Linked DNA regions of Homo sapiens: region 1 is linked to region 2. A link is an interaction called in ENCODE POLR2A ChIA-PET data of the cell type or tissue named here. Cell type or tissue: A673. All regions are shown on one strand.

The links. ChIA-PET counts read pairs that join two places held together with the same protein. Peaks named below come from ENCODE experiments on the same cell type or tissue, not always from the same donor. Only the 100,000 strongest peaks of a DNase experiment are listed, where the experiment ranks them.
Region 1: POLR2A ChIA-PET joins it to region 2 with 5 read pairs; 1 of 35 experiments calls an interaction of 5 or more read pairs at or near these places.

Annotation. Positions count from the first base shown.
Region 1 is chr2:3,661,876-3,666,875 of GRCh38, forward strand. All of the region lies in intron 1 of ALLC (allantoicase), which reads left to right. Among named protein-coding and RNA genes, the nearest start is that of ALLC, 6.2 kb to the left of the region's middle. RefSeq lists an enhancer at 318-427. In A673, a CTCF peak has its summit at 658 (motif pointing left); a DNase peak (open chromatin) is centred at 546.
Region 2 is chr2:3,198,189-3,203,188 of GRCh38, forward strand. All of the region lies in intron 5 of EIPR1 (EARP complex and GARP complex interacting protein 1), which reads right to left. Among named protein-coding and RNA genes, the nearest start is that of LINC01250, 75 kb to the left of the region's middle. RefSeq lists enhancers at 1-244, 408-946, 2,231-2,787. In A673, a CTCF peak has its summit at 94; a DNase peak (open chromatin) is centred at 2,303; H3K27ac peaks cover 510 bases.

The sequences.
Region 1 (5,000 bases), 460 kb after region 2:
TCATGAGGCTGAAATCAAAATCCAGGTGGGCTGGGTTCCCCCTCAGAGGCTCTGGGAGCATCCTCTTCTGCCTTGTTGGGGTTGTGGGCAGAATCCAGCTCCTTCAGCTGGTGGGACTGAGCAGGGGCTGCCCTGACCTCCCAAGGCCTCTCTCAAGTCTCTGCCCATGAGCCCTGAACTTCAGAGCTCAGCCATGATGTGGCTTCTTTCTTTTGAAGCCTGATTCAAAGTCACACTTGGATTCTTTCTGACTTCCTTTTCTGCTCCACAGTTCTGTTTGCAGCCAGAGAAAGTCGCCTGCTTTTAAGGCCTTGTGTGATGATGCTGGGCCCACCCAGATCGTCCAGAATTACCCAGGCCCGTCTTAGGGTCTGTGGCTTCGTTATGTCTGCAAATTCTGCTTTGCATATATGGTGAGAAATACATAGGTCTCAGGATTAGAGAGCATGCATTCTGGAGCACACCCTGCTCACCCAGGGTGGAAGTGTGTACTCCAAGGCCCCGCAGGCAGTTCTTTGTAATTAGCACATCCTGCTCACCACAGGGCGGAAGTGTTTACGCCAAGGCCCTGCAGGCAGGTCATTTGTAATTAGCACATTCCTAGTCATGAGTGGATGCTTTAGGAATTAGTGGCTGATGAGATATACGGACTAATTTCAAGGCGCCACCTGCAGCAGAACCTATGTTACAGCATGAAGAACCCCTGATATTCTTTTTTTATATATAATTTTTATTTTACAAATGTATTGGGTATATGTGAAAGTGTGTTATGTGTATATGATGGATGGTGATCAGCCCAGGGCATTTAGGGTGTCCATTACCTGAGTACAATCCATTCTTCTAGCCTGCAGTCACCCTACTCTCGAAAGAGAATAGTTCTTGACACATAAAACTGGTATGAAATCCAAATTTCAGTGTCCATAAATAAAGTTTTGCTGGAACACAGGTGCCTTCATTCACTTATGTAACGTCTGAAGCTGCTTTGTGTTGCAGTGGCGAGGGGATATAGACCTGCAAAGTGTTTATTACTGGGGGGCCTGGCAATGCTGCGACCCCCAGTGTGATGGAAGAGCACTAGCTTCGGAGTCAGAGGAAGACATGAGTTCACTTTCCATGGGGAGTATGGAAACATAGTGCCTGCACTGTAAGGTGGTTTTAGCGGCAGAAATACCATTGTACCCAGCAATCCCATTACTGGGTATATACCCAAAGAAATGTAAATCATTCTGTTACAAAGACACATGCATGCACCTGTTCACTGCAGTACTATCCATGATAGCAAAGACATAGAACCAACCTAAATGCTCATCAATGATAGACTGGATAAAGAAAACATGGTGCGTATATACCATGGAATACTATGCAGCCATAAAAGATGAGATCATGTCCTTTGTAGGAACATGAATGGAGCTGGAAGCCATCATCCTCAGCAAACTAACATGGGAACAGAAAACCAAACACTGCATGTTCTCGCTTATAAGTGGGAGCTGAACAGGGAGAACACATAGACATGTTGGGGGGAACATCACACACTGGGGCCTGTCGGAAGTCGGGAGGAGGGAGAGCATCAGTGATGAAGAATAGCTAATGGGTGCTGGGCTTAATACCTAGGTGATGGGTTGATCTGTGCAGCAAACCACCATGGCACACGTTTACCTACGGAACAAACCTGCACATCCTGCACATGTACCCCTGAACTTAAAAGTTGGAAAAAAAAAAAGACTCTATGTCAGAAACAGTATCTGCCTGGTGCACAGTAGGTCTTCAATGGTAAGTAGCCAAATAGATGGTTTTGCAGTGTCATTGAGGGTTTCCTATGTTGATGAATGGTTACTGAAAATTTCTAAGATCACTACTAAAAATTGATATTACCTCTAAGGTCATTAATAAGAAAGGATATTGAAATAATGGATCCTTTTCTATAACATGCACAAACATGCTTTGTAAAACCACACACCTGTGCTGTCTGGCAGAACTTTCTGTAATGATGGAAAATCTCTTCTGTTCTGTTCAGTATAGTAGCCATCAGCCACATGTAACTTCCTAGCATGTAAAATGTGGCTCATATGACTGAAGAACTGGATTTTGAATGTCATTAGATTTAAATTTAAATACCATGTATAGCAAGTGGTTCCCACGTCAGTGCAACCATGGAACACTTAGACACCCACTGCCAGCACCAAACCATGTGAGCCTCGTACCCAGCACCTTGTGGTGGGACATCTCTCTTAGTTAAAGGTCTGTCTTTTTTGCCTAAAGACAAAGTAGTAGAAAAGGATATGAGTGGCTGCAGAGCAAACGGTGGCTGAATTTTATACCCCTGCCACCACTTTGCCACCCCTGCTGCTTCTATGAAATGGAAGCAGTTTATTCAACCAGAGGCCAATGTGCCTTTGAAACTTATCTCTATGGTGGCTCCTCTGTAGGATTTTACAAGGGTCTGTTTGTTTTGCGTTTATCTCAAGGTAACACATTTTAAACACATTTGAGTAGCAGGGTCTTAACTACAAATGGAGCTTGGCCAAGAGAATAATAAAAACAGTTTAAGGAAATATTTCTTGGAAGCTGCTGAAAAGGTATCTTTACAACTCCTGTTCTCTAGAGAAGCTTGCAGGCATGGGGGTCAGTGAGTGGACATCGATTTGTGGGAAGGCTAAGGACAAAGGCTATGGAGAATTTTTCACCCCAAGTTAAATTCATTTCTGCCAATTAAGGCAGATGTTTCGGGCCAGGTGTTGTGACTCATGCCTGTAATCCCAGCATTTTGGGAGGCTCAGGTGGGAGAATCACTTGAAAATAGGAGTTCAAGACCTGCCCGGGCAACATAGTGAGACCCTGTCTCTACAAAAAAAGTAAAAATATGGTTTGGTGTGGTGGTGCGCACCTGTAATCCCAGCTACTCAGAGGCTGAGGTGGGAAGATCACTTGAGCCCAAGAGTTTGAGGCTGCAGTGAGCTATGATCGTGCCACTGCATTCCAACCTGGGCAACAAAGAAAGACTCTGTCTCCAAAAAAAAAAACAAAACCAAAACCCCCCCCCAAACCAGATGTTTCCAAATGCTCGATTTCATTTGGAAACACAAACTTAGTCTTGAAAACTGTTATGATTTTTTGAGGTACCACAAATGGCACCTCAAATATATATAAATATATTCAAAAATATTTGTAATGAGCTTAAGGAAAGTGGGTTCACCTAGTTTGAATAACAGGTTTGATGAGTCAGCCTGCCTGTTGACCTCGGGTGGTGCCTGTCGCAGCGAGACGGATCCTGGAAAGGGCCTGTCTGCTTGGCGGCATCAGCTGTAGATGGCATCGCTACACTGACTAATGTTTTCTGAAGACGAGCTTTTATTTATTTCCCAAAGAGAAACATTTCCAGAGGGAGCATTCTTTTCCCTTTTTTTTTGTTTTTGAAGTACTGAGTTGAAGTGTTTTTTTTTAAATTTTATTTTAAGTTCTGGGATACATGTGCGGATGTGCATGTTTGCTACGTAGGTAAACGTGTGCCATGGTGGTTTGCGGCACAGATCAACCCATCACCTAGGTGTTAATCCCCACATGCATTAGCTATTTGTCCTGATGCTCCTCCTCCCCCCACCCCCGACAGGCCGGAGTATGTGATGTTCCCCTTCCTGCGTCCGTGTGTTCTCATCGTTCAGCTCCCACTTATGAGTGAGAACATGTGGTGTTTGGTTTTCTCTTCCTGCGTTAGTTTGCTGAGGATAATGGCTTCCAGATCTACCCAGGTTCCTGCAAAGGACATGATCTCATTCCTTTTTATGGCTGCATAGTATTCCATGGTCTATATGTACCACATTTTCTTTATCCAGTCTATCATTGATGGGCATTTGGGTTGATTCCGTGTCTTTGCTATTGTGAATAGTGCTGCAATGAACATATGCGTGCATGTATCTTTATAGTAGAACTATTTATATTCCTTTGGGTATATACCCAGTAATGGGATTGCTGGGTCAAATTGAAGTGTTTTACTAAGTTGAATGTGAGCTTCAGTGGGGTGGGGCTACACAGAGTGAAGTGTGGAGGCTGCTGGTACCTTGAGAAAGGGTATAAATGCTTTTCTCTTTCTTTTGATCTCTTTCTCTGTTGAATTTACAGCCTCTGGTATATGCATGTAAGATGGAATGCTCTGTGTAGGTTATCGGAGGCACACCAAAGGAAAAGATGAAAGACTGTATGCACAAAAGGCCAGCCTGCACCTCCCGTGCCCTCTGCTTCCCAGGGAAGCCGATCAATACAGATGGAGTGGGTCATGCCCCACGTTACCAGGACCCCTGGCTTCTCCCACCACAGGGGGGTGGCTGGGAGGGAACATTACATTAATTACTTAGGCAAAATGCCTGAGCGCTCTGTACCGGGGCATAGTGAGCTTGCTGGAGCTGATGGGGAAAAAGTTAAGCTGTTTCCAGAGAACCGCTGGTGTATCCAGTGTTTTGTAGTGACTTAGCGTATCACACAGTCGGCAAGCCTCTGCTGTGTGCCCGTGACTGGCCCAGCACTGCGTGATTTTGCGTGGAGCAGAGGACAATGATGAAGGGGTGTGTGCAGGGGGAGCCCGTGGACTTGGTGAGACCCACAGGCCACAGCCAGGCTGCTTAGTCTGTAACCCGCCCACGCTGCAGCCTCAGCATCTACACCCTTCGACCCACAGCCTCCCTGTGTGGAGTGTGCATGTAATCAGGAGAGGCAGATAATAAATATATATGCCCAGCCAGGCTTGTGCTGTGGCACAGCAAACAGGGCAGCGCGCAGTCAGCATCACCCAGCCTTGATGAGCACGCCGCGATGCTGCTACGAGCTCTGTGAAGACGCGATTTTAATTCCAGCCAGTCGGTAGGTTGTGTGTCTGTGTGGCGGTTTAGCACCGTTTCAAATTCTGCATTGCATGGTGGGGGCGACGGTGGTGGGTGAGCTCTGCGTCGTAATCTTTTCGGAGCTCTTCCAGCACAGTCCAGTCAAATCCTCTTTGACGACAGGCCTGT
Region 2 (5,000 bases):
GGCTTTCTGGAAAGAGCGCACTGGCTGCAGATGCTCCTGGTGTCTCCCAGCAAGAGGCCTCCCAATTTCAGAGGTGGCCACTGGGAGGCGTGAGCTACAAGACCTGGTGTCCCCCCAGTCCTATGCAAATGGGCTGTGCGAGAGACTGAGAACTCAAAACAGTCCTGGTCAGAAGCCGAGAAAGGCGGTCATCAGTGAGAGACGCAGACACTGCGCTCAGTCAGGGAGAAGAGGCCTCGGGCCCAGGAAGAGCCACATCTTCACCTCCCACTCCGAAAGCCTGCTCTGATGCTTAGGAAACATTTTTGGAAACTGAAAGCCACCATCCTTGCAGAGCCTTGTTATCGGGGGAACCCACCCCCGATAATTCAACGTAGGTTCTTTTCTATTTTCCCTGTGTCGGTCGGTCTGAGAAATAAAGGGAAAGAGTACAAAAGAGAGAAATTTTAAAGCTGGGTGTCTGGGGGAGACATCACATGTCAGCAGGTTCCATGATGCCCCGTGAGCCGTAAAACCAGCAAGTTTTTATTAGCAATTTTCAAAGGGGAGGGAGTGTACGAATAGGGTGTGGGTCACAGAGATCACATGCTCCAAGGGCAACAGAAGATCACAAGGCAGAAGGTCAGGGTGAGATCACAAGGTCAGGGCGAAACTACAACCACTAATGAACTTCCATGTCCCACTGTGCTTGCATTGTCATTGATAAACATCTTAACAGGGTTCAAGAGCAGAGAACCCATCTGACTAGAATTCGCCAGGCTGGAATTTCCTAATCCTAGCAAGCCTGGGGGCACTGCAGGAGGCCAGGGTGTGTTTCATCCCTCATCTGCAACTGCATATGGCAGACACCCCCAGAGTGGCCATTTTAGAGGGCCCCCCCCCCGCCCCGGGAATGCATTCTTTTCCCGGGCTGTTAATTATTAATATTCCTTACTGGGGAAAGAATTCAGCGATATTTATCTTATCCGTTTTGGTAATAAGAGAAATATGGCTCTGTTCCACCCGGCTCCCAGGCAGCCAGACTTTACGATTGTCCCTTGTTCCCTGAAAATTGCTGTTATCCTGTTCTTAAGGTGCCCAGATTTCATATTGTTCAAACACACATGCTTTACGAACAATGTGTGCAGTTAATGCAATCATCACAGGGTCCTGAGGCAACATACATCCTCAGCTTACGAAGATGACGGGATTAAGAGATTAAAGTAAAGACAGGCATAGGAAATTATAAGAGCATTGATTGGGGAAGTGATAAATGTCCATGAAATCTTCACAATTTATGTTCTTCTGTCACGGCTTCAGCAGGTCCCTCTGTTCGCAGTCCCTGACTTCCTGCAACACCTTGTGGTGGTGAGAAGAGGTCAAGAGAAGGTGGGGACACAAGAGACCCACTGGGGGGACAGGGTACCCATGACTCCATATCTGGGCAGAAGCGAGGAGGTTGTGTCTGCATCTGAGCAGCTATGGGGGGCGTGTCCACATCTGGACAGAGGTAACAGGGCTGTGTCCACATCTGGGCAGAGGTGACATGGGTGTGTCTGCATCTGGGCACGCATGGGGAGGGGTGTGTCCACATCTGGGCAGAGGTGACAGGGGTGTGTCTGCATCTGGGCACGCATGGGGGGGTGTCCACATCTGGGCAGAGGTGACGGGGTGTGTCTGCATCTGGGCAGAGGTGACATGGGTGTGTCTGCATCTGGGCAGGCATGGGGGGTGTGTCTGCATCTGGGCACACATGGGGGGGTGTCCACATCTGGGCACGCATTGGGGGGTGTGTCCACATCTAGGTAGAGGTGACGGGTGTGTCTGCATCTGGGCATGCATGGGGAGAGTATGTGTCCACATCTGGGTACAGACAAGGGGGTTAGGGCTGAGGTGGCACCTGGGGCCTCACTAAGAGCTGGGAGAAGAATAGCCATGGTGATAGTCAGAGGAGCTCTCTAGGAATCGCTTGGACAGGGGCACCAGCAGGCTGGGTGTTGCCGAGGAGTGGACCTGTCCGCTCCCTCCCAGCCCCAAGCGGATGGCTGCCGATGGGCTCCTTCTTTTGTTTATGGAGAGCCTCCTGTGTGCCCCCGGCCCAGCTCCCCTGTGCCCAGGTCCCTGCCCAGCCTGGCCCACCACTTTCATCCCCACAACCAAGTGACTTTCAGGAAGTCAAAGGATGTCTCCTTAGGAAAAGCGCGGGGCTTTTGTTTTACGATATCCCTGGTAAACTATCCGCTCTACTGTCGTATGTGCCAAGGGTGACTTACTGATCCTCTCTCCACAGTAAGCTGAAGGGCTATTTCTGCTCCGTGCAGGAAATGTTAATTGCATTCCTGCTGTGTGGGGACAGTTGGCAGGCATGCATCCCACACACGGACCAAGCAGGAAAACGCCAGGAGCACACAGAGGAGGAGGTGGGAGCAGCCGCCACGTGTGGGGCCTCGGGAAGCCTGTCCAGAACTGAAAGGTGGACACAGGGGCGGGGCAGGGAGGGGGGCAGGGGCAGACACCAGAACGCACAAGCACGTGTGAGCACGGCAGGATTAAGCTTGAGTCATGAACACCAGGCCAAGGCATCCGCGGTGAGTCTGGTAGGCTCACCAAGGCAGCCGACACAGCACCAGGCAGAACAGTGGGGGCAGGGCTGGAACCAAGCACTGAACTTGGTGAGGACAGCCAGGGTCCAGGCCAGCTGTCAGCAGGACAGAGTGACCGAACCAGAAAGGCTGGGCAGGTCTGGGCTATGGGCAGGGAGGTGGCAGGGCCTGGGCACTCCGCATGGTGACGGCAGCATGTGCAGCAGCTCGGACGCTGGACTCAAACTAGCGCTAGCAAAGGGAAATTGAACCTGAGGAGCCTGGGGTGTCTCGGGACCAAGAGGTAGGAACCACATTGGGCTTTGGGGCTGCCGAGCCCCAGGCACGTGCTCCCACCCTGAGCTGGGCCCCTCTCTCCACACCTGCTCCGTTTCTCTTTCTCTCACTCCGGCCTGGCTCCCGTATGTGCACAGGGCAGGAGGCAAAAGCGCCGGGAACACCAGGGCCTGACATCCCCCTGATCAGGCACCCAAAGATGAGCCAACCCTTAGACCTCACCCCAAATTCCTGGAGAAGGAGGTAGACTGGCACAGCCGGGCCAGGCACTCGCCAGGAACAATCAACCATGGCGGAGGGGGGATGTTAACAAAAGAGGGGAGTGCTCTGCGCATAAAATCAGAGGCGCCTCCCACCTTCCTATTTCACTCCATCAGATTTTACAGCATCTCTTCCTTCTCATTACGTTTGCGGCAAGGGTGCAGCTTTTCCAGCTGGTGCGGGAGGCGGGCTCCCAGATACACTCAGCATGGACCCAGACACAGAGCGGGGGCACAGGCACTGCAGGGAGGGAGAGCGTGGCTCCCACAGCAAGCTCCAAGGAACCATATAGTGTGCAGGGTGACACACAGGAGCCAAGGAGAGGGTCCCCCTTGCAAAGCTACCGAGGAAGAAAACAGAGCTGGAAAATTCACGACCCTAAACGCTAAGCCACAAGAAAACCTTTAGTAAAAGCCAGTTGGGGAGTAGGTCAAAATAAACATTGCCAACAGCAATGATGGAATACAGTTTCCTAAAGAGAAGAATTGGTAGCAACATTACGTCAAAAACTAGCAATGATTCGAGTGTACACATTATTTCAGAAACACAGGGTGAGCTAATTTTTGGCTTTAACTTTGGCAACTTACAGTTAGTTAGGTTCAATGTCTTTTTATTTTATTTTATTTTTTATTATTTATTTATTTTTTGAGACGGAGTCTCACTCTGCCACCCAGGCTGGAGTGCAGTGGCGCGATCTCGGCTCACTGCAAGCTCCAATTCCCGGGGTTCACGCCATTCTCCTGCCTCAGCCTCCCGAGTAGCTGGGACTACAGGCGCCCGCCACCACGCCCGGCTAATTTTTTGTATTTTTAGTAGAGACGGGGTTTCACCATGTTAGCCAGGATGGTCTCGATCTTCTGACCTTGTGATCCGTCCGCCTCGGCCTCCCAAAGTGCTGGGATTACAGGCGTGAGCCACCGCACCCGGCCTAGGTTCAATGTCTTAACTTCCACATGGACAATATGAATGAAGAAATACCTTTGTAGTATTCCCTTTAGGTAAACAGAAAAAAGTCAAGTGAAATTTTTTACAGGTACTATTTCAGCTTTCTGAAGACCTACTTATCAGGTTAATGATTATCCATTGATGACAATGAATACAGTAAAAAAGACCAACTAGCAGATATAATGAAAAGGCTGGATATTGTTTCTAACTAATCGATACTGTGTTCCAGTTAACTTTCTACTAACTATATTGGTTCATTATGAAACTCTTTAGAAGACAGAAACACAAGGTCACACCTTTAGAAGGTAATGCAAATTCGGCAGAGTGGCCTGGACAAGTTCTTGATGACTCGTGTGTGCGAAACACCACAGGGCCATTCCAGAAGGGGAAGGCCCGAAATCTTGAGCCGAGCAATGCAAGCTGAGCCCCCAACAGAGCTATTCTGCCATCCCAAGCTCTTGCACTTCAACTTCTAACTCCGTAAGTGCTCCTTGCAGAAGTTCAGTCAGCAAAATGGAGCACCGCTTGCGTCCAAAACCCACGGGATAAAACACATCCTAACCTTCAGCTTAAGGACTCGTCTAGATTTTTGAAAGAGTAAGTTAATTAATTAAGCCATCAACCAACTACCAATTAGCCTTGCAGCTGATCAACAAGTATTTATTGAGCAAGCTCCTCAGCCGTGCCGAGTGCCATGACAGCAGATGTGGTTTTTGTTCTCACACTCGGTGTCTGGCTGCCGAGGTAAATGTGTGCAATGAAAAGAAATCACTCAACAAATACAACTCGTTATCAGTTACTCAATGCCAGGCCCTGTGCGGAGCATTTATGCTCATTTCCTAGTGAAATTATCACAAGTCACATGATGTAGATGTGAATATCACCATTTGACAGATGAGAAAACTGAGGCTTGGAACAAGTAAATACTTGTACAAT